Linked DNA regions of Homo sapiens: region 2 is linked to region 1. Evidence: chromatin loops called from intact Hi-C (ENCODE). Cell type or tissue: heart right ventricle. All regions are shown on one strand. Links, peaks and the distances in the headings refer to the core of each region. The heading gives the core; the rest is flanking DNA. Region 1 overlaps CDH13 (cadherin 13). Region 2 overlaps CDH13 (cadherin 13).

Region 1 (2,921 bases), core at 213-2,712:
ACACAGGAAGCCCTCAGCAGAGGGCCTGGCAACATCTCCCACTCGCAAAATGCTCACTGTTAAAACGAGCTCCATGTCCATTGATCCTGCTTAGAGGAATGGGTTCCTGTGGCTCACTATAAAAAGGTACCAACCAATGCCTACAATTTGTAGCATCTCTCCTGCCAACTTTACATTTGGGCTTTATAACTAAAACTCCACATTTTCTCCATTTAGGGAGAAACATTGGCACTACTGACATTTTGAGGCAAATGATTCTTTGCTGTGGAGGCCGTTCTATGCATTGACGTATGTTTACCAGTCCTTGACCTTGGCCCGCTCGATGCCAGTTGTACCCTCTTCTTCCCCAGTGTGGAACCCAAAGTGTCTCCTGGGAACAAAATCATTCAAACTTGGACCACTGCTCCATGGTGTCTGAAATCAGCAAACACGACTCTGCCAGCAGTAGTAGTCTCTTGGGTTACCTGAGTTTTAGTTGCGTGGGTCAATATTTCCAGTTAAACCACATCAAACGTGGTTTCCAAAGCTAGTGAAAATCTACGCAGACATTTTTGAATGGTGCATCACAGACCGAAGCTGATTTCATGTGTGTGTATGTGAATGTACAGACACATACACACGTATATGTACACACATGTTACTATTCAAGTCATCCCCTCTAGCCCTGGCTTATGACTTTAGTGTGAGCCAACAAGCATAGAACCTCTTCAGCTAGATAGAGGGTAAAATTGCAGAAATGAGAAGGAAGGAGAGGAACAGATGGCAAAGCAGCTCTGGAGTCTGGATGTGATGGGCCAGGGAAACAGGCCAGCGAGGTCCTCCATCATTCTGAAAAGCAGGCCTTTTTTTAAGGATACAGAGCTTGACTATAGAAACACGAACCCCAACCCACTTCCAAGAGGAAGGCATCCATGTTAGAAGCCTTTTATAAACTAGTATCATAGGAGATAAAGATGGTGACACACTAAAGAAAAGTGGAAAACTGGAGCAAGAAAGAAAACACAAGAATTCCCCAAACCAAACTTTTGACACTTCTTTGAAAAGAGCCAGTCTTCTGAATAATAAAATAGCTTGGGTACTATACTTGGTTTTTAAAAAATGCACCCATAATTAAAGCAAGAAAGCTGTAAGTCTATTAAACTTTTTTTCTTTGATACTGAAAAACTCAATTCATGACCTATATTTTATAAGACATATACTTGAAAGGGATTTTATATACCCTCTTCCCATTGAACTTAGCATACTGAATCTCTTCCATTTGGTTAAGAAGGGAGGTGATTCTATACATAAATTATTCAGGGCTTTAAAAAAATCTTACTGTATATATATATTAAGGTGAAGTGATTCAAAGGTATTTGTATAGATAAATGGAAGCAGCAGCTCTAGACTGCGTTCTCAGAAGGGATGGGAGTCTTAGAGCAAGGGTGCTGCAGTAAAAGCTGCTTTATCAAGCTCCCTGCTGATTATCAATCTTTTCTGACATTTGTGGCCTGTCTTGACTGATGGATGGCTCAGCATGCTTTATGAATCTTCGAGTTGTTGAGCATCTCTCAAACTACCGCTAGGGGGAGAATCTGGCTTTATTTGAGGTTACCACCAGTAAGGATGGGCTGCGTGGAGTTACCTGGCAAGCTGGGCTACTATAAAATGACTAAGGAAGGTTGGTGGTTTTCTCTTTCTCTTTCTCATCTACACACACACACACACACACACACACACACACACACACACACACACACACACATGAAAATAAATAAACTCACTCATCTGTGTAAGAAAATGCTCTCTTACATTTAAGGTAGCAACTTTGGAATTACTTGCAACATCATCACGGGTGAAATAGTTAAAGGACAGTGGGTGTTGTGGATGGGGATGAAATGAAAAAGCACAAGAATTAGAGTCATACAGGTCTGAGTTTCGATCTGAGCTTCATCACCCACCAGCTGTGTGACCACGGCGGAGTCACCTAACCTCCCTGAGTGTCTGTTTCCTCAATTGTCAAACGTTTGTAAGGACTGCTTTAAAAGGTAGGTGTGGAACCTGGACCAGTATCCAGTACATAATAGTGCTAGAAAAATATACAGCTGATTACCACTGCTGTGTTACCCTGGGACAGGCATCATCTCCCTCCCTTAATCCTAGAGAGATGCTCCCCTGTGTAGCAGTTGAAAACTGACGTTCCCCTGTGTAACAGTGATGCTTTATTTACTGACTTCCTCTTTCGTCTGCAAGCTCTACAGAGTCAGCATCCATTCTGTTTCATGCATTCACCCCCTCCAACCCCATCCTCATTAAACAGCATACCTGGTATACGGCAGGTACTCTAAAGGTATTTGTTGAAAGAATGAATACATTTTCAATAAATACAACCATTTATTTAAAAATTGAATTAAAAAACAGTTTATCGGGATTCAGGCTTTCTGGCCTTTGGAGCCATTTGTTCATCCAGTGGAATTTATTGGGTGGATAATTTGTGCCTGGGACTCTGCTAAATGTTGGAAGTTGAAGGATGAAGAGAAAACCATTCAGTTCTCCTGGTCTTAACTGTGTTGCTGAGAAAGAGAACTGAAGGTAGATTCTGGTTTATACTTGCAGAAAATTTATAAACCTATTAAGGCTTACAGTATTATTGTAATTCCACATAGATGGCATCAGTTATAATAAGCTGGCATCATAAAATGACTCAATATTTAGAATTTTCCGATTTGTCACACACTTGCTGTAAAAATTTTATGTGATCTCTTCTCTCCATCTCCGTAGCTGCCATGGTTTTCTCATGCCTAGAACATTGAAATGCCTTGTTTCCCTATTTCTCTCTCCACAGAATAGCACAAGTCATTTTTCAGCAGTAAAATCATATCTATTTCCTCGCTTAAAACCACCCAAGGGCTTCCTACTAAGTTTAAAATGTAATCAAAATG
Region 2 (2,921 bases), core at 191-2,690, 110 kb after region 1:
GACATATCCCTAATATGGGGAAAAATACCCCCAGCCAGGTTTCTGCTACAAATCTACTTCGATGGCATGGACCTGCTCTCAGACACACGGTGTCAGATCTTACCTCTCTGAGTGCCCATTTGCCTTACCTGTAAAACAGATAGAATGATGGCACCTTTCTCATGAAGTAGCTATTGGGATTAAATGAGATAAATCAGTGAAGTTTTATCAGAGTGCCTCAAGCAGAGAAAGTTAATATCATCGATAACTGCACAGGACATAATGGGTGTGGTGGGGCAGTTATCTGCTGTAACTTAACCACCAGCTCTGTGAAGAAGTAAGACAATCCTTGGTGTTGCCCATTGCCATGGTGAAGACAATCCTGCCATGGCTGATATCAAGCTACAGTGAAGACAGAGTGAGAAAGAGACATTAACAACGGTCTCACGAAAGCTGGTATGAGCTGGCTCAAGCGTGCCAACCACTGGGTTAGAGGGTACGATGTTCTCTCCTTAGTCTGGTCAATAAATATGAGAAACAGGCTCTGTGTGACATATATTAATAACTTGCAAAAGGGACTCACTCAGGGAGAACGACATGAAGGTCCAGCAGAGAAAAGTTGGTGAATTTGTGTTTTAGTAGTACTGCTCTACTCAAAGTTATTTCTGAGAGTCAGATAAGAGACTGCAACACACACTACAGTCCCTGAGTATAAGAAACAGAGTGAAAGGTTATGCACTCAAAGAGTGAAAGCTGGTGATAACTTCCTTGCCAAAATTCAGGGCACGAGTTAAGTGTTGAGTTCAGTTTGGATATGCACCAAGGGGAAGATCACATCACATCACATTTGAGGATGATTCAAGTGGACAATTGCCTACACTAAATTCCAGGGGAGAGTTCTGTGGTAGACAGGCAATTTCCTGCAGAAAGTGATGGGTGAAGCTACGGGTGTGGTTAAGATTGTGAGGGAACATAATGAGAAATGGAAGATAATGAGATAGGGAAGGAACTTGGAGAAGGCTCAGTTAAGATTAGAAGGAGAGAAGTTCATGAAAGAGAAGTACATGAAGGAGAGAACTTTACACCTTTAGGGGAAAAGTATTCTGAGAGACAGAAACGGAACCAGGAAACTTAGTATCACAGAAGCCAAGAGAAAAGAGATGTACTACATTGTAGAAATCTTCTTGATCTACTAACTACCTGATGACCCTTGAGCCTGACTTTCATTTTAAGTTACTAACCCTGGGAAGTAATTTTTATGATGATACAATGACACCTGCATGTGACAGGGCTTCCTGCTGCTGATTTGCGGCTGCTGATCTAGGGGAAGTTTCTGATAAGCTCCCAAGAGCATAGGAAAAGTAGCAAACAACAACAGATAGACCCGCTCCTGAAGGACATAGCTAGAGGGTAGGATTTTTATGTACCCCCCTGCCTCTGTTTCTCCTTCTTCTCACCCACGCGTGAGCTCATGCACACTATTCTCTTCCTTCCTGATCTCTTTTTTCATCCCCTCCTTGATGCTCTCCCTGTGCTTTGTCCCAGCTGGTGGGAACATTCTGGCGCTGTGAGTGGAAGAAAGCCAGCAGGTTCCCGTGGTGTTCACATCCCCTGTCTCTGATCTCATTAGCACCCCGCTGATCAGGAGGGACCCTCAGAAATCAGAAAACATGAATCTTCCCCTCCAGATTCATCTTGCCTTCTCACTCTCGCCTTTCTACTCTTTCCACTCAACAGCCTGGGGCTTCCTGGACTTCAGAAATGGAGCGTGCAGAAACAGAGCGGAACAAAAGGCTCTAACACATGGGTGACATTTAAAGAACAGTAGCTCTCTTTGAAGAATCATCTGTCCTTTGGAAGCACATTTTGTTCTGTGCCTCTGACTCACTAGATGATATCCAGGGGATGCATTTAGGCTCTCTGGTTCCTGGTTCAATATAGAAGTGTTATTGGTTTGTCCACTGAAAGGATTTATAATTAATTATAGGTGGGGTGGACTCCAAGATGGTGAAAGCCAATTCCTGTATCAATGATTAACATTAAAACAGTGAAAAATGATGTAGATAATAACTTCTCATTTTCCCTCAGGCTTCATGAAAAATCCAGAAGTATTCTAGTGGAAAATAAATAATAAATCAAGTATTTAAAGAGGATTTCATGAGGGTGGGGAGTGATATCTAATTCTGAATCACATGCATGTTTAACAGACACTGTTAATTAAAAAAAAAGTGGTGACAGCATGGGCTTCATCCTCAGGATGTACAGAGTTCAGCAGAAATAAAAATAACTGGATTAGGACACAAGAGTGGGATATGCACTAAACTGAAGCACGTACAAAGTCATTAAGCTTGCTTCTCTCATTTCCAGCTCTTTGCAACTCAGCCACTGAGTTCCTCACCTGGAAGCTTATTCTCCCCAAGCCTCCATGTAAATTATGTCTGGTGCAGAACATGTACTCACAGCCTGTCCTGGACCCCACACCACATGCCTCCTTCTAGTGGGCTTACACTAAATGACCTGCTAAAACCCCATGTTCCTTTGCTCAAAACTAGATCTGTGAACTGGTTCTTCCCACCTCCCCAGGATGGCACAGGTACCAATGATCTCCAATCCTAAAATCCACAGTGCCCTCCTGTTTAGAGGTAGGTACTTGACTGAAACAGTCCTGTATCCATTCTCACCATCACCTACAGATCTAATCTGATATCCTTTCTGGTTCATGCCAGGCATCTACCCCGGATGCTGAAGTCATCCCAGTTCCTCAGTAGAGATGGATACGCAAAGGCACCAAGGCAGAGAGCTGCATTAGAGAAGTCACGGGCATTTTAGCATGCAGGAACAGAAGATGTCACTTGTAAGGACTGGAGTAGAAGGGAAAGGAGAACTGAAGAAGGAAACAGACGGCAATGTCCCAACTGAACACATCTTGAAGTCGACAGAGA

What was found. Peaks named below come from ENCODE experiments on the same cell type or tissue, not always from the same donor. Only the 100,000 strongest peaks of a DNase experiment are listed, where the experiment ranks them.
Region 2: it touches region 1 in a loop (9-fold over the local background); 8 of 110 quality-filtered maps call a loop at or near these places.

Annotation. Positions count from the first base shown.
Region 1 is chr16:83,355,036-83,357,956 of GRCh38, reverse strand. The region is part of intron 6 of CDH13 (cadherin 13); the gene reads right to left. Among named protein-coding and RNA genes, the nearest start is that of CDH13-AS1, 43 kb to the left of the region's middle. In heart right ventricle, for the core only: a CTCF peak has its summit at 1,526; no DNase peak of the experiment used is centred there.
Region 2 is chr16:83,246,783-83,249,703 of GRCh38, reverse strand. All of the region lies in intron 5 of CDH13 (cadherin 13), which reads right to left. Among named protein-coding and RNA genes, the nearest start is that of CDH13-AS1, 150 kb to the left of the region's middle. In heart right ventricle, for the core only: no CTCF peak of the experiment used is centred there; a DNase peak (open chromatin) is centred at 1,559.